Regions from separate parts of the Mus musculus genome. Here regions 1 and 3 are each linked to region 2. A link is a loop called in an ENCODE intact Hi-C map of the cell type or tissue named here. Cell type or tissue: heart. All regions are shown on one strand.

The links. Peaks named below come from ENCODE experiments on the same cell type or tissue, not always from the same donor. Only the 100,000 strongest peaks of a DNase experiment are listed, where the experiment ranks them.
Region 1: a loop joins it to region 2, with 2.5 times the contacts of the local background. A loop is called at or near these places in 3 of 42 quality-filtered maps.
Region 3: a loop joins it to region 2, with 2.3 times the contacts of the local background. A loop is called at or near these places in 6 of 42 quality-filtered maps.

The regions. Positions count from the first base shown.
Region 1 is chr7:115,721,762-115,729,761 of GRCm38, forward strand. The region is part of intron 4 of Sox6 (SRY (sex determining region Y)-box 6); the gene reads right to left. Among named protein-coding and RNA genes, the nearest start is that of Gm51455, 230 kb to the left of the region's middle. In heart, no CTCF peak of the experiment used is centred here; no DNase peak of the experiment used is centred here; H3K27ac peaks cover 221 bases.
Region 2 is chr7:116,037,330-116,045,329 of GRCm38, forward strand. It overlaps Sox6 (SRY (sex determining region Y)-box 6), which reads right to left and starts at 1,415. Exons shown (of 16, transcript NM_001025559.3): 1 at 1,348-1,415. In heart, a CTCF peak has its summit at 3,079 (motif pointing left); a DNase peak (open chromatin) is centred at 3,042; H3K4me3 peaks cover 3,391 bases; H3K27ac peaks cover 1,081 bases; H3K27me3 peaks cover 897 bases.
Region 3 is chr7:115,748,467-115,756,466 of GRCm38, forward strand. The region is part of intron 4 of Sox6 (SRY (sex determining region Y)-box 6); the gene reads right to left. Among named protein-coding and RNA genes, the nearest start is that of Gm51455, 250 kb to the left of the region's middle. In heart, a CTCF peak has its summit at 3,997; no DNase peak of the experiment used is centred here.

The DNA.
Region 1 (8,000 bases), 320 kb before region 2:
AGGAATGGGAACTTGGGAATTCACAGCAGGGTGAGCCTGTCTATTATTAGCTCTTCACAGACTCCCGTCTCTCAGAGAGAGGACAATAAATTAAGTAACCATCCAGACTGTAAAAGCGTCTACCTAAATATGCTTCCCCACGCCCAGTTTTAATCTGGCTTAGTTTTCAACATTTACATTTTGAGCTAAAGGAGGCTCAAAGCTAAAATTATATTTTTGAGAAGAAGAATGTTAAAGAACAAAAAGCCCAACTGAAATCTAAATAAATTCCCCTTTCTTTTTACTTTGAGAGAGAACAGGAAGAATGACAACAAATTCTCAACTGACTATTGTCCTGTGTGGATTCCAAACACTGACCAGTTCTCTTGATTACACAGAGCACAAAGGCTCTTTCAACAGTTCCCCTGCACAGCTTGAAGATGGACTACATGTGCCTCTTAATCCTCTATTCAAACTTGGCAACAGTTAGTGGTATCAAAGGGAGTCCAGCTATGAGCTGAGCTCGAAGCTGGTGATACTGCATGCCTGAGAGTCTAGGCTCTGTGTGTGCATCAGGTACGAGTACTGAGCAGTTTCTAACCACAAAAACACATGCATCCAGCACATAGACAATTAACAGCTAAATCATGCAAGTGTCAAGACTCAAAGGTTGTGCACAGTTATTGGTCTAAATGTTTCATCAAATAAGCAAAACACAGAATAGGCCTCAAAGTGCACTTTAAAAGCAAAGATAATGTCTCAGAGTGCAAACTCTGCAAACTACTGAACACAGCCACAAACTAGTGAGATGTGTATAAAAGAGGGTGTAACACCACAGCAACCAAAGGCCATAGGCTCTGGTCTGCCATACATTTCACAGGCTATAGTATTAATAGACAGATGTTATGGCAGATCTTTTAAACAGATAATAACATCCTTTTTACATATAAAACTCTGTTCTCTGTACATGCTTAAAAAATATAAGCATTGCCTTCACTGCAAAAAAAAAAAAAAAAAGTCCCTTGTTAATCAGCATAGAGAGAAACCCTGCACTAGCATCTCAGGGTCGGATCAATGAAGCATTAAGATCAAAGCACTGAGAGGAATTCTGAGGTAGGAATCATAAATGACAAAATAATTAGTGTGGACAAAAACATTAGTGTGGGCTGTGTGATGCATCCATCCCTAGAAAAATGGCAAATCCCACTGGCAGCTACCCTGATCTCACACCTCCCACAAGCCCTGTCAAGTGACCTGCTGACAAATGACATTACTCCCTTGAAGTTGCCTAACACACTCTTTGTAAAAAGTTCTCAAACTCCAAAGCTTTCACGTTTGCAAGTAAACTATGAACTTTATGATCAGGGTTTTATTTCAAGTGGCTTCTATGGAGGATAGCAATAGCAATAAAAATATTAATAACAGTCAAGGTGATGACATACTTGAAAGAGCCTCAGACAGGAGTGAAAAAGACTTATAGTCTTGATTTCATCTTAATTTATAGTTTCCCAGAGAGCCTGGGGTTCTTCTAGATACAACACTGAGTCTCAATCACCCCTACTGCCAAACAAAATCTCAGGAGTAAATTATACTCAGCTTATTATGTTTCCACTGTGCTATGGAAAGGGAACACACTCTGAGCCTCTTATCCAAAACTGTCAGAAGAATGGCTGGGAGACTCTGAGCAGGATGCTTGATACATCTTCAAGCAAACCGTTCATCAGACAACGAGGAAGAAATGGTCCCTGAGAGCTTGGTCATTTATAGATTTGTGTTCTTAAAGTTCTCAATTACCAGCTCCTGGGCTCTTGGCTTTCCAATAATTACTGAGTATCATGAGACTACAGGTCTATATAACTGCCAACAGTCTTACAATCACCTAATGCTTATCAGGGAAACATGTTTTCACTTAGGAAGTATGGTGTTTTTTTAACTTTGAATACACATGAGAGAGAAAGACAGAAGGGGAGGAATCTTTACCCATACTTTACCTAGACTCAAATGTTAAGCAGGCAGCTGTATAGTTGTGTGTCTCTTAAGAGTGTGTCCTTTTCTTTAGACCTGTGCTATGCAGTCCAAATATTCACTAACATGAAGCTACTGAGGTCAGTTCGACTGAGCTACCTCCAACCCTATGCCACTGCAGCTATGTCATTTGCAGTTCAGTGACATTCCTCATTATTCTTCCATCCATTTTGGTTCTTCCTGCCTATTTGCTTTGTGTTCAGAATATGGACAATGGTTGCAACTGGCACAGTGATACAAACCGTTGCTGAGCCACTGACAGGGAAGGCATCCATCCTTGCCTCTCCCAGTGGCCTCTGCTCCCTGCTCCAGCCACTCTGATCTACTCAATCACTCCCAGCTCTCCTATTCTGTTTGTGCCTAGTATCCTGCTCATAGATCTTTCTATTTTATATCTGTTTCACTCTATGTGTTGAACATTTGTTTGTACCCAAAATATAGTGTTTCTTAAATATATTTCTAAAGGAAATATATTATACTTTATATTATACTAGTAACTCCAAGTCAGTTTAGCCTCTTCAGCCTTTTATACAGCTACATGGTATTCCATTCTGTGGTTGTTCATTAGTTGATTCAGTCATTCTGATGTGTGACTATTTAGGCTGTTCCCCTTGTCATTAACATCACAGTGACTTATTTTGAGTATTTATATCCTTGAGTCGTTCAGAGGTGACTCTAGGGTAGATTACAAGAAGGGCACTGATAGATCATGAGAAAATCTACCTGTAGCATTGATATGCAGTGTTTCTGGGCAGCTGGCTTGAGTGTCTTTGGGGATGAAGTTCTTCCTCATAACCAGCAGCTTGGAAAAGCAGGAACTGAAACTACAGGATTGAGGTTACTGGTTATGACTGGATTTGAGGGTATCTCTGGCCCTAGTTGGGGACAAGACATTTTGAGTTGCCCCACAGGTTCTAAAATTGCTATCGAGCTGAAGGCTTTCTGTAAAACCCAAGCTACACCACTATCCTGTTCCTCAGGAGGGGCCTGTCAACCACCTGGGCAGGGAGTGCAGAGCCTGCCTTCACTGTAAGTCTGTACGCTGGCCTCTTGGCCATTGTCTGCTGTTGGTCTGGAAAGTGCTTTGCTCTCATAGACTCTTCTCATCCTCTATACTGTGCTCTGTGTCCCCTCTGAATTCTTTCCTCTAGTCACAAGGACTAGGGAGCCAACAGAAGGTCAGAGTCAGAAGCTGGAAACACTAAATTTCCCTTCCAAATAATTGTGCCAATTTTCATTCACCAAAAAAAAAAAAAAAAAAAAAAAAAGTGCCCCTTTCTTCATTTTTCTTCATTGGCTTACAAAAAAAAAAGTTAAAAAGTGGTCACAGGTTTAACTTTCAGTAACTTTATATACTAGAGTAGTACCCACTTCATTTCTGGATATGGTAGACACTGAAGTTACTCTGCTTCCTAAATTATGTTCAAAAGGAAAACAAGCCTTTTGAATAATATTTCACAGATATCTGGTGACAGAGACAGTATTCCCTAGGAGATGGAAGGAAAATAAGTAAGTCCTAAGTTGGTCTAGCTTACTACCTGACCCAGAGGGAAAGAGTCCAGGTGAAGGCTGCCTACATTCCTGAAAAGAAATAGTATTGCAGAGTCCTGGGCTCTGGGCTGGCTGGAAGAGAGGGCACCACACACTCAGAAAAAGCTAGCACTGTCTGTTGGCAGAGCGACCTGCACTTCTATTGAGTAAAAATGAGAACATGCACTCAGAGAAGACAGAGGAAGACTGCCTGTAATGATGAGAAGAAACGATCATAATTAATAACCCAGGGCAGTTCCCACTGACTTTAGGATCCAAGCTGGAAAGAATCACAACTCTCTATGACAATCTACTCTACAACCAGATAAATGCCACTTTGTCCTGCTGTGAAAACTTAAAAATAAGACCTGAAAGGATCATATTGCTTTCAAGCGACCTAACAGTATACAGGAAAAAAAGCCTAAGGACAACGACAATAAACACCTGTAAGGTACAACTACGTCTAGCTAAATGTGATACAAACCACACAACTATAGAGCAAGAATCCCAGGGAAATCCATGTCTGATGAATAGGGGAGCCCTGTTCCCCTATTACATGAAGACACCCCTAATCACACTGTTTACACCTTGAGATAGAGAAGCCTTGACAAGCCTGCAGCAAACCTTGGAAGCACAGTAATGTGAGAACCAATTCCCAAACAAAAACAAGGACCAAAGACTATTGTGCAACATTTTCACATAGGAAGAAAGAGAAAATGATCTATCTAAAACCTTGACCCAGCAAAAATGTCTTTCAGAAGCAAAAATGAAATAAGATGTTTTGACCATACAAAACTGATGGGATTAGTCATAGCAGATCTCCACTCCAAGAAATGTTCGAGGGGATTCTTCAAGTAGAAGAAACTTGTACTGGGGAATCTGGATCCACTCAGTGGAATTTAGGGTGACAGGAATAGGAGTAGCAGGATATAAGTTTTCTTACTACATAATTATTATTTTAAAATAATTTACACACACACAGACAGACACATCAATGTGTGATGGTTAGTCTTCCTTGTGGAACTAGCTGGATGAGGAATCACCTGGGAAACACACTGTTTGGCACTGGCACATCTGTGGGAGTTTTCCAGAAAAGTTCACCTGAAAAAGAGAAGTAGCCCAGCATGTGGGTAGAACCATTCCATGGGCTAAGAACCTGGCCAAATAAAGTTAGAGAGAGACCCGATCAGCTGTTCAGATACCCAGTCCTCCACACCTCCTGACCTCCAGATAGAAGGATGTATCTGAAACCATGCCCTCTCCTCTTGATAGGCTATACCCTCACACTGGATCCAAAAGAAACCATTCTTTCTTTGCCAGGCACTTGTCCTCAGCAATGAGAAAAGTAATAAATATATTACACATTGTAGGATTTCTGCAATCGGTATAATTAAAATGTATAGTATCAGGGCAAACTCGAGAAAAGAAAATAGAAGAATGCTTGTGGTTCCTGCAATAGTGTGTGAATAGTTTGACAACTGGCCAATGTGTAAGAGGAAAAGAAAAACCCACAATTAAAAGTCAGAGGCTTCAAACTTCATTTCTCACAATTTTATAGTAGGAGCTCTTCACAGTCTTTCTTCCTACATTTCTATATGTATGTGTGCCAGGAACAGGGCCTGTGTGTCCCCTGGCCTGTGGAGGTGAGAAGTGGGTGTCAACTTGCAGACCAGTTCTCGCCTTGCATCATGTGGGTACCAGGGACTGAGCTTTAATCTTCCGGCTTGGCAGTGAGGACCTTTGCTCACAGGGCTGTCTCCTGGGCCCTTGGCATGGTCTTTAGAGGTATTTCATATTTGTTTTTAAATAATCTATCCTGTCTTTCTTGCTCTATCATACCATCATACCTTTTACCAACAAGTTTTTCTTTACCAAAAAAAAAAAAAAAGTTAGATATGCATACGGCGTTACATTCTCCCAATACAAAGGGGATGGATTATGATTAACAAAGCTATGTGCATGCTCCAGTGCGTCCACATCCAGTGCTCAACACCCAGAAGTGTAAAGTCAGTACAAATTGGAGTCAATATGTTCTTTTTTTAGAAGAAAGGAAAACGGACAGGAAGTTAGGGGGCAGAGAAGGAAGGTTTACTAGGAGAGGAAAGAGAAAAGAGTTAGAGGTAAATGTGACCAAAACATGTAGGGCTCTCTCAAAGAATTAATATAAATATTTAAGAAATACTAGGCCACACATTTTGCTACTGCATTTACTAATTAAAAAAACCAATGGCTTGTTTTGTTTTGTTTTTATCTCACCAAGAGCACACAAATAAGCAGAATAAAATAACTAAACATACATAACATGTCAAAAGTCATGAGTCAGTAAAATGTTAAGCTCTACCACTGCTCATCACACATCTGGAATGCAATCAAGTGAACTTTGGTGGCCTTTCCATCTTCAGCCCAAACTAAAGCATACAAGCAAGCCAGTGGGGGACTGAGAGAAGGCCAACAAGCCCTTTTGGCTTCTAAACATGGCCATTCCAGGTCTACACAGTAAATGTGGAGAGGGGTCCCAAGAATGTCCACCTCAAGGAATGGTGGACCCTGATCTGTGCATGCTGGGGCATACAGGACTGGGCCGTTACTGCTCTGCCAGTGATGACGCTGACAGCCTTTCCGCCATTGCTTGGGGTCACTCAGCTGTCCCCATAGGTACATGACTCCAGTACCCTTTCCTGCTCCTCTGAATGCATCTCCTTTCTTCTGACTTTGCTTCCCTTTCTTTGACTGCCTGAATTAAGAGCAATTAATTCTCCTTTCGTAGGGCTTAGGGCCACTGTCCACCAACAGGCTAATGAGAAGAGAGGGGAGCAGAATTGGGAGAGCAGTAACAGAGCACACACAAGCACAGCGGAGAAAGTAGCAGGAAAGCCAGCTAGCTGTCAAAAACACCTCCAAATTGTTCATAATGGTTTTAAAGCTAAAGGGAAATCTTTGATCGAATATCTTATCTGGTGGTTGAAATAAAATAGTTATTTAGAATTTAGCAACCTCCAGTTCACTTTCTTTTCTATTAGCATAACAGAAAGACATTGGGTTCACAAACGTTCCACACTATGACCAGTATTCACATGTCTTTCTGTCTTACCCACTGACTATCATTCCATACTAATCTTCTACTTTTGTAATCACATACAAATCGTATATGCCTAGTATTAATGTCAGTTCCTAAGTGGCAGCTCTGACTCTTCTATTTTCAAACTTTTTCATGTTGAATTTTTACTTCAAACAATACATATGGTTTTTTTATTTGTTTTTTTTTTTTGTTGTTGTTGTTGTTGTTTTTTGAGACAGGGTTTCTCTGTATAACCCTGGCTGGCCTTGAACTCAGAAATCCACCTGCCTCTGCCTCCCAAGTGCTGGGATTAAAGGCATGCGCCACCACTGCCTGGCTTAGTAAATTATACTTATTTTTCTTATCAAAATAAACTAAAGCAAATATGTTTAATTCTGATTGGTATGAAAACAATTGACTATTTCCCTTTGTAGTTTTTTAACTTGTTAAAAATAAATTAAAAATTTAAGATTTAAAGGGCTACAATTCCTCATGTTGCCCCAACCTAAAGCTAATCCCTAGAAAGCTAACACAAAGCCCACAGCTATGCTTTTGTCCTCAAGTATTTTTACACAGTTAACCCTAGATCATAGCTGAGTCTCTGCTGAGTTACCTCTTGCCTATAGCGCATGCATGAGGCTTCCAGCTCCTAGAAACAAATGAGCACCTGGCCTAGGAGAGCACAATGGTGTATGCATGATCTGGGCTGAGGATTGCAGGCTAAGGCTTACTCTTTAAAATCTCCCCATTATTTTATGAGAAAGAGGAAATAAATGCTAAAATAAATATAGAATGGCAAAATCTTGAAATGTTTAGAACCTAAGTAAAGATACATATGAGTTTATTATAACATTTTCTATTTTTGCATGATCAAGATTACCTTATAACACACTTTCTTAAATCCTCTTTTATATGTTACCCAAACTATGGATTCTTTGCAATATACAAGCTCATCTCAGAACAAAATTACCACTTCCTTTAAGGAGTTAATGAACCAATTGGTCATTAACATCTTGTTATGAGTTATTTCAATCAAATGTTTAATCAAATCTCTTTCTCCTCCTATCACCTCGGATCACTTACACAAAGTGTCAGTCCAACAAGTGGAGAGGAAGCAAGAGTGACCATAGTGAGGGGGTGTTAAAGCCCACCCAGCCAGAGATAGGAAAGAGTTCGAGACAGGTAGTAACTACAAAGAACCCAGAAATGGCTTCTGTCTTCTTTAAAAAACAGCCTACTCTTTAAATCTTGCTTCATGTACTGTCTAAACTTGGCTCAGAATAGAGTCAGAATCATCATTGATCTTGTCCTTCAAACTGTGATAAATACAAAGGGATTCATGCTGTACTTCACAAATCTTGGACTCTGAAATTTTTCTTTCTACTCATCGTGTAAACAATTATTTACA
Region 2 (8,000 bases):
CCAGGCATCCATCCGCTGGTCTGGTGGGCTTCCCACCTGATCCGCACGCCTGCGGGTTCCAAGAAGTCTATGAAGGGCACCCGACACCGCATCCCAATCCTGGAACACACAAGCTCACTTCTAGGGTCTGGAGCCAGCTCGACTTGAACCCAGCCTTTGAAATGCCAGGACTGAGAAGGGAAGAAGAGGCCAGCGGGTGGGGCTGACTTACCTGCCTGCTGCGGTTGCTGCCTGGGCGCCCGCTGTGTTTGTGTCCCTTTGCACCTCGACCAACCAAAGGCAACTCGGCTTTGTTAAGTTTGGCCTCGCACCTCCAGAGAAGAGGCACGAACTGGCAGAGACAAGGCGCGTTCCTGGAGAGAGGTTCCCCCTGAACTTGGGAAGGGCAATGCAATTAATCCTGCTTCAGAAGTTAATATTTAAAACACCCACGCAAAGAGAGAGAGAGAGAGAGAGAGAGAGAGAGAGAGAGAGAGAAGAAAGAAAGAAAGAAAGAAAGAAAGAAAGAAAGAAAGAAAGAAAGAAAGAAAGAAAATAGAACAGCCGTTAAAACCTCGAATTCTCCCTTTGAAAGGCTCTTTTACACTAACCGGGCGGATCATTCAGACCTACATGACTTCATCTTAAGGTGGCCAACTTCTCGCAGGAAGGGCTTCATGGCTACTGTGTAAACAGGACAAATATGTCACTCACTCCAAAACACCAAGGAGAACTTTTAACAAAACGAAGAGTATGTGAACGAGTGTAAAAGGCAAAAGGGAAGAAGTTGAAAAACTTTAATTACAGCGTGGAGAAAAGTTTTCGCCATTGGTCTCCTTAACCCTGGATGACAAACACCCAAGCGCTCTCGCAGCCCGCGGCACTTTTGTTTAAGTTTGGGAGAAGCAGATAGTATCAGCTCCCAAATAACAGTGCCCTTGGGACAGGCAGTGCCTCAAAGAGGTTGGAACTCGGGTTTCAGCAACAAAAGCAAACTGTGAATAATATTCTTCGTCCTTTAAGATAGCATTTCGCAGAAGGACAAGGCACTGCGCCTGTACTTTAAACGGATGGAGAATAACATTAAATTTCATCTGAATCTGAGAGTCATCCAGTTGAAAAAAGCATAGCCACGGTGACAAGAGCAACAGAGCACTGTCACAAAGGTAGGAAAAGTGGTAAAAATGCATGAACTTCTGTTTTCAAAGAACAATAAAGATAAATAAAAAGTAAGTTTTCTAGACATGCCTTTCCTAGCTTAGGAAAGTTAATTTCCCAATGTGCTTTTGCTGTCAAAGGTGCAAAGCCAAGGCGAGGGAGTGCGTGGCTGGAATCTGCATGCTGATAAGAGAAGGGTGATGTACTTACAGTGACAGAGGGCAGGCTGCGGGAGAAAAGCTGTTTGTGTTAGCCTGCGAGTTACCCAGGGCTGCAGTGAGAGCCGAAGGGAGGAGGCGTGGGAGTGCCCGTCTGCGTACACCTTCACCGCGTCTCATTACATCTGCCAGCCTCTCTCTCCCTCTCTCTTTCATTTCCACATTCCCTTTGTTCCTGAAAAAAAAAATCTACACGTCACATCAGAGTCCCCAGATGCAGTCTACACCAAAGAAAAAAATGAATAATTCAATCAAACTGTGCATAGTCTCTAAGGCAATAAATCTATCGCACTTAAAGAAACGAAGGGTAATTACTACCATAGAATTAGAATAAGGCCAAAGACCAGAGATGTCGCTGAGTCTCTGGATAAACTCCACAGTCAAATAAAGTTTCATTTATTTGATCCTTTTTACATCTTGAACGGGAAGTCAGACAAAAAATTAAACTTATTTTAGAGCTATTCGCATCTTTTGAAACACTGTCTAGAGAGTGGGGGAGGGTATTAGAGGGTCTACCTTGTTCAAAAGCTCCCAAAGACATCAGCTGAGCGCCCGGCACAGACACCAACCAAGACAATGCGTGCTGGTGGAGTCTGTCCAGAGCCCATTTCTCCCACTCCACCCTCCTCCACTCCCCTCTCAACAGCAGAGCGCCCTCCGCTAGCCCACAACTGTGACTCTACAGGAGGGCAGCTGTAATCTGAGAGCCTTACCTGCGGCAGTGCGAAGACCCCAAAGAAACTGTCTTTCGCTGCCACCAACACCCCGTGCCATTCCTACGCACCCCTCCAAAGTCCTGTAACCATCTAGTTCTTCCATCTGCCTACAAGAAACTGTATACCGGATTTCCCCCCCCACGACTGAATGGAAGCTCTATACGGAACTGACTTCTGGATATGCCTTGGGTTGAGTTAAAGCGATGTCTGGAAAGGAAAAGAAGGGGAGGAAAAAAGGAGGGGGCAGCTCAAGCCCTATCCAAGTTAGTCAGAAGGCGGTGTTAGGCGGGAAGCGCCTACGGGAGAAACAGCTGGGCTGCACACTGGCCGTGCAGATCGCAGTTCTAGGAACCGTGTCCTTCGTCCCTGAGGTAAGACTGTATGACTGCCGCATGCTTATTCTTTCACTGTCCGTGTCTCTCTTCTCCGCCCACAACTACCCCTACCCCTAGGGTCGGCCTGCGCGCACCCTAGAGGACTCCAGCGCAGCAAAGAGTTGTATATACCGGAGCCACTCATAAATCGTGGGTGTCACTGAACAGAGATCTGCAAACCTGCTGTTTGCCACAGCAATCAAACCCTCTGTCCTGCCAGTTGCTCACTGACCCAGGGTACTCAGGCCGCACAGTGGGCAGAAGCCCGGACCAGCCAGATCACAGGGGACGGGAGGGGGGTTGGGGGGACTGCAGGCTCAGGTGACGCCAGGAAAGCTCCAGCGTCCCAAACGGGGCTAGTTTCCATCCTAGAAGCGCTTCTGCCTGCTTCGGCGATACAGAAGCGCAGGCTACGCGCACGTGCGTGTACACACAGAAAGAGAGTCATTCAGTCATTCAGTCACGCACGAACGCACGGCTGACATTCCGGCCCAACGATCCATCTACAAGGGCCCCTTTAACAGTCAATTCAGCTCTCGGAGGAGCCGCTGGGAAACTGGAGTTCGTGGAGGAGCCCATGGGTGCCAACTGCCAGTGCAGCCTTTGTTTACGTGCCTCGGTCGCCACCTTGAGGTGGAGCTCAAGAGTGCGCTGGGCTCAAAGCCACTACGACCCATCATGCAGGCAGAGCTGGCAGCCAGGACGACCTCCGGGACAGTTTTTGTTTTGTTTTGTTTTTTGTTTTTTGTTTTTGTTTTTGTTTTTGTTTTTGTTTTAAGCCTACGAAGGTCCCCCTGGAGCAGAGGAGTCCCGGAAGCCGTACTGCTGGGAAACCCAGATCAGAAGATGGCAGAGCGACACCTGCAAAGTAGCTAATGCCAGTACTCAGTGCATTCTCTCACTAGACTACAAACCTGGGGTTAGAGAACAGATCCGAGACCCGGACTTTCAGCACTAACTACCCAGGCAGGGAACGGGTAGATACCTTGAGAAAGACACAGCCTCGGCTCCTACAGGACGGAGGTCATGGCTCAGGGCGGCCTCGGCCTCCCTTGGGTTCCTTTGCTTGCTCTTCGATGGGAGACAAAGGTACTTAGAGATGCAAGCAGTCATAAGCAGAGGTCTTAAGATGAGAACTGAAAACAAGAGAGGAACGTTGAGACAGCATAGCTATGTGCTGCAAAAGCTGAGTCTCAAGTGTCCCACTTCCCAAAAACTCAGGCCTTCTGGGCACCTTAAGAATAGGTTTGGCAAAACAGTAGTGTGCTATTAATTGTATCACCTGCTTCCATCGTCTTAAGCTCATTTTCACTCACTGCTCTGCAGATATATTTGCAGTTTGTATATCAGGCTTTTAAGAGCCCTCTTGTTGAATCTTGCAACAACCTACTGCAGTTGTTCTTTGTTATTCCTGGACAACTGCCTTCAAGACTTGGAGGCATCTTACAAAGCCATCCCAAAGGTTCTCCTCAGAGAACTGCCCTGAGAACACTTCTGAGATTTTTCACTGCTGCTTGAGTACATAAATGTTATTTAAATATGATGTTTTACAAAAGGAGAATTGTTTAAGAAAAAGGACACTTGGGAACTATTTTGAGTTATATGAAAGCTTAAACCAGGACTGGCTGACACCAGCTGTGGCCTCCAGTATTTGGCCAGCAATAAATAAATGAAAGAAAATTTGTAAATAGGTCCACAGCAATATGATGCTAATAGCCAAGAGGAAATGTTTTCTCTGAAAGGAGAAGCAACAAGCCTCGAAGCCAGACCTCTCTCCTGATTTATGCCACAGCCCAGCAAATCAACAGTGCCTTCGCTCATGTGGAAAGCTGAGTACTATTGAATACAGTACTGAATTTTCCCAGGGAATCCCAATCATAGAAACACCTGTGCTAAGTAATGTTATTCTAATCCACTATGAAAATCGTAAGTATGTAATAGCCCTCAAATCATCTCATTTCTTAGTCACAGTGGGGTGGGCCAACTTCATGGAAGAACATTAGGCTTGCACAATGCTCCAAAGCCTTAACTCAAAGGAAGCTTGGCTTTACTATACATAATACTGGCCATTCATTTTATCTTAAATGAGACGGGCAAACACTAGAGCCAACATAACTGGCAGAAACCAAGCTTAGGTAGAAATATCAAAGAACTGGAAAATACATTGAATGTGTAGAGACCAATTCCATAATTTTTAAACAAAAATCCTTGCAATATTAAGCTGACATTATTCAATGGGCATACTTCACATTACTATAAATAGAAAATAAATAGGAAAATGTAATGAAATTACGCCATCAAAAATACAAGGATCTGGTTGGAAACCACTGTAACCCCTACCACCGCTCCAAGCCCCATATAAACCAACCGTGCTTTAAAATCATCAAGCTAACCTGTTTGAACTGCTCCATGAAAGAACAAGTCAGGATTACAGCTGCTTTACCACTGGATGCCACTGAAGCTAATGCCAGGCAAACAGTCACAGGAAATAGAAAGGCTTATCACACATCCAAATGCTCCTTTGAAAAGCCTATATGGAATTTGGGGTTTTTTTTAACCAAAATAAAAGTGATCTGGACAATTTACAAATTTAACACACAGGGTGGGGGGATACAATGAAAAGTTATGTTTCAAACACAGCAGTAAACTCCCTCACTAAAACTCCCCAGTACCCCCTCTCAGTGAGTGTGATACTGAGTTGCCTTTGCACCGTGGCCCACTGTCACACTGCCTCATAGGTGCTGACTGACTGACTAAACCTTCCTTCCAGACCAGAAGTTTACCACTCGCTACGATGACTGTCATTCCATTTAGGATACACTCGAGCTACACAGGAAACAGTAGGCAAATCAATATGACACCTGTTGTAATTGCCTCATAAAAGACAGACAAGGGTCCGCTCACCAGTTGCTGCCAGCAAAGCAGCTTACTGACATTGTCCTTCTTCAGAAGTTTGATTAGTTGCTTTAGAATTTTATGTTTTATGCATTGTGTTTTTAAAACTGAATTTGGTGTCCTATAATTTTAAAATGTGTTTCTTAACAATCTCTCTTTTGAAACTACAGATTGCTTTTTAAAATGTCTAAGTATAGGATTTCTGTTGCATTCACCGAGAGCCTAACATGTGAAAAGAAAATAATTAAAAGCATGTTAACCAAGGATTTATGTTTTGCATTTTTATAATTCAATGAACACGAATTAAAAATGACTTTTATAAAATATATTAGCAAAAATGGTGTTTGATAATTCCACCTGATGTTAAATTATCTTATTCATTATATATTGTTTAAATTAAATTACCTAATTTTTATCAACCAACAAATTATATACATTTCTAAAATAAATTTTTTTAATTATACATTTCTAATTTTTCAAGTGGTATATCTAAAAGCATCTTTATTTAACAAGAGAGTCCATGGTTATAAGCCATAGACTAAATAGCATATTTTATTTTTGAATCAGTCCTAAAAAAAATTCAACCTGTATTTCAAATCAAAATGTTTAATATCAGTGCTAGGCAAATATCCTTAAACTGATGATACATGTCATTATCATACATCATAACCATACAATAGCGATATGAGCTTCTTGAACTCAAACAACTAAAGTTGAAGGAATAAGCCAGTGTTCCCAAGGATTTGAATAGTCACTGTTGCTTAAGTAGATCATTGGATGTTATTGAATTTTTGTTTTTATTAGTTTTTTTTTTACATTAGTTTGAGGATATTGTCTTTCCAGTAGGGGTGGAGAGAAAAGCAGCCATGTTGAAAGTCAGCAGCATGTGTTCACGCCCGTATTCATTCCTATTGCTTCAAGAAAACAGGCAGCGAAAGGTTCTCTTATACATGCTTAAAAGTTCAGTAACTGTAGCTTCTGAGGAAAATGCATAAACCCAAGAGTTCATATAAACCTCTTCGGATTGAATGCAGAATGTTAACCATCTGACTCTCAAAGCTGATGAGCGCAGTAGCAAAATGAATATTAAGCAAATGACTGTTGCCTACACTCACTAGAATTAGCATACTTCAGATTATAGTTTATAAATTTTTAAGAACATGAGCATCATGATATGGTTGTCATAGAAACTGCAACAATATGTCATTTAAATTAATTTTCTATGCAGTGATAAGGCCTAGTTCTACATCACTCCAATACAAGTTTAAAAAGCAAAAGAAACGCAGTGAGAGTCCAACTTCTACCAGCTTAGAAAAGGATAAAGTGCAAATGTTTTAAAGAAAGAAAAATGACAATGCATTCTAATTGCATAGTAAGATGGCAATTTAATAAAGGTTATAAAATGCTTTAAATGAGCACATTCTGAAAAAAAAGTTTTTATTAACAATCAGCTACTTCTTTTAGTATTCCTTACTCTTGTTACACAGGCCTATTTATAGGTAACAAAAATTATTGGTTATTATGTGTTACTTAATTATTAAATTATGGATGCTCTTTATGTTCTTGAAAGATGGGTGCAGTCACTTTCACATTATAAATTCAGAACAACTAGAACAGAATTTTAATATTTTTAGTGATTACTTCAACAGAGTCTCTGATTTAGAAAGAAGTGCCACTGCATTACTGCAAATGCCTTCATACTATATCACTGCCAGGGAGTCTCTGTTGACATTAATGGCTCAATTATTGGAACAGAAAAAGCCTATGAAAATAAAGCATATTTCCTAAAGACAGAAGATTTCATGTCCTAAATTAATCTGTCTTTTGGCTACCAAATATCTTTTCCTTATATTTTCTATCATTGAACATTTCGATATGGAATATATCCATGAAATTTTAAAGTCTATATTATATACTTAAACTCTGTATTTATATTGCTTATTTTGTATGTAATTTAGCCTTTGTTGGTAATATTTCAACTAATTGCAGAAAGAAATTTCATGAAAGCACCAATGAGAATGTTGTACTTGTACAAGTGATTTCTGAGACATGAATGAAGGGACACATGTTTTTACAGTCTGAGAAACAACCTGAAAGGGAGATAGAAACGTATATAACATAGCTTTCTTGATAGGATTAAGAGGATTCCAACGCTTTTAAATGCCAGTTTTTCTGACAATTAACAATGAAAAGCAGATGTTTACAAAGCTGTTTCCTATGCTGTCTTAAGAGACGATAAAGGATGGTTTGTGGATAGTAAGAATGAAAAGCCAGATAACTGCTTGCCGGGTATGTATTTAAAAAGCATTTTCATTGGCTCACTTATTGTTAATAGAGAAAGAAAAACACTTTGTGCTGCACGCACTGCGTGACTGTGACTATAGAAACTGCCATCATAAGTCCTCAAAAACTCCTCAGATGTAATTTACAAAGATAATAATAACACAGGATTATTTCACTTCTCTGAATGCCACACATTTGCATACCAGAACTTTGTACAATGTAGTCATAATGCACATTGACAATGGCAAGGGCTCCATAGCACGTTAGCTGCAGCACACGGTCTGTGCTTCACACAGTCTGTCTCACCAAGCTTTACTCACTGTTGTCAGTGTTTTTCTTAGTAAGCCAGGTGTCCGCTGCATACAGAACTGAGAGAC
Region 3 (8,000 bases), 290 kb before region 2:
GATAATAACTGTTTCTACCAGGAACTCAGCTAACTGGAGCTCAACAAGCACAACAGTAGAGGCCACAGATCACTTTCTCGTGTAAAAGCAGCTAGCTATGCCCACTGTCTTCTTTACCTAATGGGGGGCAGTATTGTGGTCCACAGCAAATTGTGCTTGATGAAGATGGGAAATGCAGTTCTTGGGAGCCCAAAGGTATGTTCCCAGACCTTAAAAGAAACCCATGCAGAAACCACCCAACAATCAGAAACCTAACCAAGCAGTCGCACTCCTGAGTCACTTTACTTCAGGGTTGGTCACAGGAGTTTGCCAAGATGAGAAACAGCCAGGCCTTCAGTTCAGCACTGCTCTGAAGCTGAGGAAGCCTGAACAGGCCTACTCTCTGCACTCAAAGGTGAGCTAAGCCATGCCCAGCACGCTTGCTCTGATTTTTCCCTCTTTACACCCAAACTAGTCACAGCAGCTCCAAATTAAAAAAGAAAGGTAGAAAGAAAAGGGAAGGTCTAGAAATTAGCAAACACTGCCTCGGGAGTTTTAAAGCCTTAGCTTAAACTTCAAAGAGCCAGTTTCTAATTCTTAAAAGAATTTCAAACAAGAAAGGCCATGTTTGTAAACTGAGGCTGAATCCCAGATGGAAAAATACCCAGTGGGCTTTTCAAGCAGTCATTTGGCAGTATGTCAGGATATAACAATGGCCTATGATAGTGCTAGTTTTTCTCAGAAATTATTATTTATAAATATCTGATCATTTTTGGGACCAGTTTGGCTCTGCCAATATCGGGGTACAGCAGCCTTCACTGTCCGCCAGCGTTCACTCATCCTCACTGTGTGTGTGGATTTTACTAATTCACAGTTTTAGGAGCCTCCTTAGTACTTGGTATTTTTTAAACATTAATGTGGTGCTGTCTATAACTCCATGAAAGCTCAAATTGCCTTACATTAAAGGTTTAAAAGTAGGAAATAGTCATTTCTGCAAAACACAAATGCTAGAAAAGTCTCAGTCAAGTCCGAATAAAGATCTAAATAGAGTTGCCAAGTTCAATGTTCTTGTAATGGCTTTTCCCATTTTCTAAAATCCCAAGATTGCAAGCGTAGAGTTGTAGGGCACTCAACATTTCCTAGAATATTTAAATGTTGAAAAAATGTTTCTATCTGTCATTGTAGCATATGGAAAGAAACCTACATAGCTTATTAATGTCTTTGGAATTGTTTAAGAGGATTTAAAGATATGAGTTAAAAGAATTTCATAATCTTAATTTCAATTTCTCCTTTTCATTTAATAGTAGACATTCATTAGGACCCACACACTGTAATAAATTATAATAATTTCAAACAAGAATTAAATTACTAGGTACCTAGTGAAAGAGCCATTTTTTCTTAGGTACCCTGTAATCTAACTGTCAGATTTAAAATCTATTCCCAATCAACTCTTCACAACACTCACATTTATTCATCTATGTTAAATTAATAAAAGGTGTGAATAATGCTGACAAAATTGATCATTATTGTTCATGTAGATTTAGAAAATTATAAGGTAATCTAAAATGTAAAAGGAATTGAGAGAAACTATTAAGGTTCTTATAAATAAATTCATCCTATGCTATTTTTTCAAATCAAGACTGAAACTTCGATGAGACTTATTTAAATTGGCTACATATGCTATTTGATAAATTGTACAGTTTTAGAGCACAAACCGTTTTCATTATTTTTGACAAATATCAGTACAAAGACTCTACTATAGCCTTAGAGTGTAACAAATACTTTAGGAGCATATGGCAAGAGAATTCCAGAAAGTAAGAAGCTAATGGTATCCAGGGACCGTGTAGCTTGCTGAAGAAAAGATACAAGCACAGGGACTATCCAAGAGTCTCCCAGAAATAAACACTGCCCCTTCCTTTTCCTCTAGGTGTAGCAATGTAGGTAAGTTCACACTCAGTCCAAATCTATTCCAGAACATGTCAGTAGTACTCCCTGTGTGGACCCTGTTTGCATACTCCTGAGTGCTCCACCCTGTAACCCCGCTGACCCTCCCCTTTCTACTGGGCATCCCTGAAGATAGGGGAAGCATGGCGACATCTGTTCCCATTCACACCGATTTTAATTTACCAAAAGAGCTCCGCTATTTTCAGAGCAGACTCCAGAGCACAATGACAGATTTAGGGCCTTGGCTGAGGTTGCATTTCCAGTGTGTCAGCATTTCCTCCTCACAGAGAGTAAATTCCAGGGGGTCACAACAGAGGAATCGCTGAAATTCTAGCTTCAGAGAAGACACTTTTCCCACCCTACTTATTTTGTCCTAACTGGAGCCGCCACTGCGCTGCCCTATCTGGTGGGCACCAGTGGTGGCCTGCAGTAACTGGACTAAAGTTATCTCATCTTAAGCAAACGTGGAGGTCCTTTGGACCCTTCCTGTGAGGTTCTCCACACAATTATCTCGTCCAGAGCTGACTGAAATGTAATAGCTGTCGCATAACAATTTTATAACTACACATTTATAAAGGACTCATTTTTAAAACACAGCCACATGCCCTGCCTGTTTCATAATCGGATCGCAGGAACAGTTTTAAGTTACAGATATTCTCTCTAACCTAAGAGTTGCACAGTTACATGATTTTTTTTTATGGAGTGCTTTTTGCAAACAATTTAAATGCAAGTTAGGAAAGTCACTCACAGCCACACCACGGCAGTTTTCCTGGATAATCCAGAGATTTTCAAGGCACAATATGAACAGCAACTTGAGAGAAACAATGCCCAAGTTGTGTTGTGATTACTCAGACATGAGCAGCTGAGCAGAGAAGACGGGCAATGGAATGTGTGCAGCAATCAGCTCTGTTGACTAATCAGAATTTGAGACACTGGAAGGTAATAAGGGTATTATAAAGAATGGCTTATTGAAGGAGCAGCTGTTTATGTGCAGCTCACTAGACTGCCATGGTATGTTTTGGTGAAAATGTTTAACTCCTTTTAAAATGATCATTAGAGAAGAGACGACAGCAAGTACCAAGAGGCAAGTTTGGAAGAATCAAAACACCGAGATTTAACAGCTTTGGGACGGTTATCTGGGAGCTTGGAAATGGTCAGAAATGCCAGTCCCAAGGCGCTTTTAAAATTAAAAGTACTTTCTATTCGTTGTTGTTTATAAAAGCTTAGTAGTTAGGCCATCATCGTTACTAGACTGATACAGGCACAGGGTGAGGCAGGAATATAATGGGGAAATCCTCAGGGCAGAACAAAAAGAAAGAGGCCCCTGAAAACAGCCACGGGACAAACACAAACCAGAGACTGACTTGGAATTCAGAAATGGGCTTATTGCCTCAATAAACAGAAAGGTGGAGATGCCCATGTCAGTCACAATTTCAAGTTTCAAATGCTGGTTTTGCTCAAAATATAACTACTAACAGCCTCTCCTATTTTGATTTCAGAAGAGTAAATAATTTTTAAAACACCAGGGAAGAATGTAAAACAATATTTCATTTACTGATATTATTTCCACACAGTGACTATCACCCCAGCTGAACTGTTGGTCATACTGAGTGTTAGCTTTATGCCCAGCTCATTCAGCTTGTCCTTTTACTTTCTCCCGAGAAGCAACTGTCTGGCCTTGTTCTGCCCCAATCACTTCTGGAACAACAACAAAAACCCATAGTATACCATAAGAGTAACAAACATTTCACTGGCTTTCTATAATATAGCATTATGAACATTTCTTTCTGACAAGTGTTCAGTAATATTTTTAGGCAGTCAGCAAGCAGTCAAAACTCTGCTATCTTTTTGTAACAGTTCACATGTCAAACTGGCAAAGTGCCCACAGTATAAGGCTGGAAAAAAAAATCTATTTAATGTCTGCCCCACAAGGCAACATGAGGTTTGATTGGCAGAAAGTGGAGAGTGGCTTTTGATCGTGTGTCCTAACATGCAGTTCCAGCTCCTGTCTTCTCAGCTGATGGGCTCCACATTACCCATTCAAACAGCAGTGACAGAGCACTGCACCACTCCCCGGCTGCAGTCACACGCAGTGGGAGCTAGGCTGGGGACAGCGCCACTGATTAAATATATCACTTTTTCAAGACAAGCAGGTTGTCTGAATCAAAGTTGGACAGAATAGACTCAACATTATTAAAAGGGGATATAAAACTCGGATTGAGTGATGTTCAGCCAGTTTGCACAGCCTCGGGGATTCCTGAGCTGACAGGGAGAATAAGGAAGAGCAGAACTCATAAAACAGGGCCAGAAATTAGCTGTGACACCTCGCCTATTTTCCCATCACTTCAGGACCAGTGAGTTTCAAAATCCTGGAGTCCCCTTTTCCCTTTTTAACTTTCATTTTTAAAAAAAAATGAATTCAGCAAAGGAAGAAAAACACATGAAAGCGTGCTGACTGCAGTTTGTCAATTACTGTCTTACAAGGAATAAAACGGCAGATGCAGGCTTTTGCATCTCATTTAAAAATACACTAATACAGGTTCTTCTAACGAGGATCCTTATTTTTAGATTTTATTGCATTTATTCACTTGGAATTATAGTATAACTTTTAAGTCTAGGAATATTAGAATCATAGAAATCGTGCAGTTTAGCATTTTATAAGTTCTCTGACTAGCAGAAGCTATGGGAGAGCTGGTTATCATATTTAGCACCCCTATATTCTCTGCTATAGCATGCATACTACTTAAACATTTTTGCCTAAAATATGTTTACATACATAAACATCTAAAATGAAGACATGCTCAATACAAATTTTTATTGTCTCCATTTTTTAAAATTACTGAACGTAGCTTCTAATAATGTGCGGGGCATCAACAGATACTTATAGACTGTGAAGAAATAAAAACTAAAGTTGTTTTCTATTTGGAAAAGTAAAAATAAATGTCCAAAGAAATGACAAAACTATAACCAACTATCTGGAACTAGAAACTAAAGGTATAGACTAAAATTTAAATAATTGTCTAAAACAAATTATTTGAAATCAAAATATACAGTCAAGTAAAAAATGGTCAGCCCAGGTATGATTTTAAAGCACTTGGAGAGTTTAATCTTTTCATATCTCTGCTATGAGGACTGGCTTTTATTTATTTATGGTCGTTAGTGGCACACGCCAGCTTTTTCTTGGAACACCTATGTTCTTGTTATTCACTTTGGCATCACTGTGCATAGTTAGCAGCAACCTGCTTGTTAGATATTTAAGATATCATTAAAGGATTAACTCTCCCTACCAAGGTGAGGACAGCTTTAATAGAGAAGGGGGAGGTGCTCAGCGGCACCCTTACACAAGACACCCAAGTAATTGGGCAGCAACAGCAGAGGCAACTGCTTGACAATGGAAAAATTACAGAAAAAATGCTAGGGTTCAATTTACAGTCACATATTCCTTATTGTATAATTCAACTAAATTACTTTAAATTTCAAAGTTAATTTAATGTTTGATGGTATATATTGGTGAAGTCGCATACTAATTTTCAGAATAATCTTAATATGACGATGTTTGATTTATGTTCTATTTGCCACAGAATGTGCCATTTATAATTGATAAATTACTCTGTATTAATCAGATACACATTCTCCTGAATGAGAAATAAGTTATATGTCATATGGCATCTGTACTTTGTGTAGTGAAAGGCCTTTGAGGATGATGAAAACGGTAATAACAAATTTTATCCAAGTTCTCAAAGGCAAAACCAAGCAATCACGTTGAAATCTCGGGGTTTGATGTTAGAAAATTACCATGAAGAGGATAATTTGACTTCCTGTGTGAACCCAGATTTTTCTTTAAAAGGGGGAGGGGTAGGGGCTTCTGAAACCCTGAAATGCTGCAAAACTGTATTTTCTCTTCTCCTCCCAGATATAAATTATATCAGTGCCCTTCCCGCACTGCCATGTGCATTTGACTAAAGCGTGCTGGGAATGGAGAGGAGACCGCCATGATGAGCTGTCAACTGGACCAGGTCCGAGGAAATCAGCCTGGCCTCCGCGGGACTGCCAATGAAAACACATTAGACCAAGTAGATGTGAAGCTCTCCAAAGCATACTCTCCCCTTCTATAATCCAATTGTGAGAGAAGGAAAAAATAGTCAGTGTTCGGAAGAAATGTTTGTGTTACTCCTGCTTTGCCAGTTGAGTCTTTCATATTCTATGCCAGGAGATCCAAAGAAAGGCAGAATAAACCCACACAATATTTTGCAACAGCATTTTAAAAATAGAGAAGGAATACTTTCCTTTTTTAAAAAAAAATCAAAATAATTAATTATTTTAGCCACTCTATTATTGCTTACAGTAATACACGGCAATAACATTTACATTGATTGAATTCTGTTTCCTTAATGTGAAATTTGTTTGGGGTTAATTAGCACGGCTGAGGAATAAGCTTAATAATTTTATCTTGTTTACACTGGAGGCAGTTTTCCGAGAGCACTGCTCAGGGAGGAAGTGACATCTAATTCCAGACAAAACATGGCGGTGAGGGCGGCTGCTCACTGTGGGGAGGCAAGCCAGGTCTTCCTCCTTGAGCAAGACTCCCACTACTTGGGGAGTCTAATGGCAACCACAGAAAGTTGTCAAATTATTTCTCAGACATGGTTAAGTTTTTAAAACAAATACCAAGCTGAGCAGGGAAGAAAGAAAAGACCGTATACAAATGGAGAAAGTCTCTGATATTAGACATCTTTACTGTCCCTTCCTAAAGAAAAAGTGGGTCTAATTAGTTGTCTTCCTAAAATGCGTACCTAGCATTTTTATTATGTATTATAACATTTTGCTCAGAGCTGACATTTTTATTCTGACAAGCACTGTCTGGAGAGCTCTCAATAAATAATACATTGACAATTTTCAGTAAATAAGCAGTGGACACAAATCGTTATCCTTACTTACAGCTGCCCCACTCTAATAGTGCTTTTACAAGGGAGGTGACTATTCAGTCTAATGCAATCCTCTCCGTGCTAGGAAGACATTTTCATTCATTACCACGGTCACAAGCACTTAAAGCACTTTTAAGCCCTGTTGCAAAACAGCAGGACTGGCAAAGTGAGTGGGGCTGACGAAAACTCAAGTTCTTCACCAGAGAAACCTGAGGCTGTTCACCTAAACACTACAAAAATTCACTTCTGCCCAGGCCACCTCCACACCTCTAGACCTGCTTGTCTAAGGAGAATACAGGATTTCCTTTAGTAATTAAATGTCTATCTTGTTAAGGCTAAGATGTGTGGTGGTAGGCTTTGTTTTCTGTATTACTTATAGCTTCATCAGTTAGTGGTATTCCTGAAGCACCATAGAGAGTCATGTTGTGACCTCTGTCTATATCTTTGAATAAGGTACAAAAACAAAAATAAAATTGGAATGCAAATAAATACATTTGAAACCACACAATAACTTTTCTTCTTTGCTTTGACAATGTGCTTTCCCTGACAAGCCCCTAACACCAGCACCCTTGCCAGTCATTAAACTATTAAGGCCGATTCAGATTTCATTTATCTTTATGCTGTAATATAAGTTCAAATGTTAAGCTATGTGGAAATGCAAACCTACAGAATAAGTAATCAAATGGAGAGTTGACATCTATATTTATTGACCTAGCTCCCCCACAGCTAGTATTTTTAACCTACTACTTAAAACTATGATCAATTATTTAACAAATTGTTAGGAAATTGATCATGGATCTGTATTATCCTGTTTGAAGTTAATGCTATAGTATACCACTGTCATAGGCCATGTCATCATGCTTTGGTCAAATCTAGAACACATAGCACTTAGGTACCAGATGATAGTGGAGTTAAAAGTTTAGATCACTATATTGACCATGTTGCCATAATGTAGCTCCCTTCTCAGGTATTTTTACTGACCCTGGCATAAACAAACCCACTGTCCCACCAGTTTCCAAGAGTCAGCAATTGCCAAATGCAACTGTGTGGTGCATGTAACACTTGGTAGTGACAGCAAGCCACTGTGCCATTAATGTACTAATTTTTTTTCTTGAGTGTTTTTGGAGTTAACAAAAAGTTTACTATAAGGCA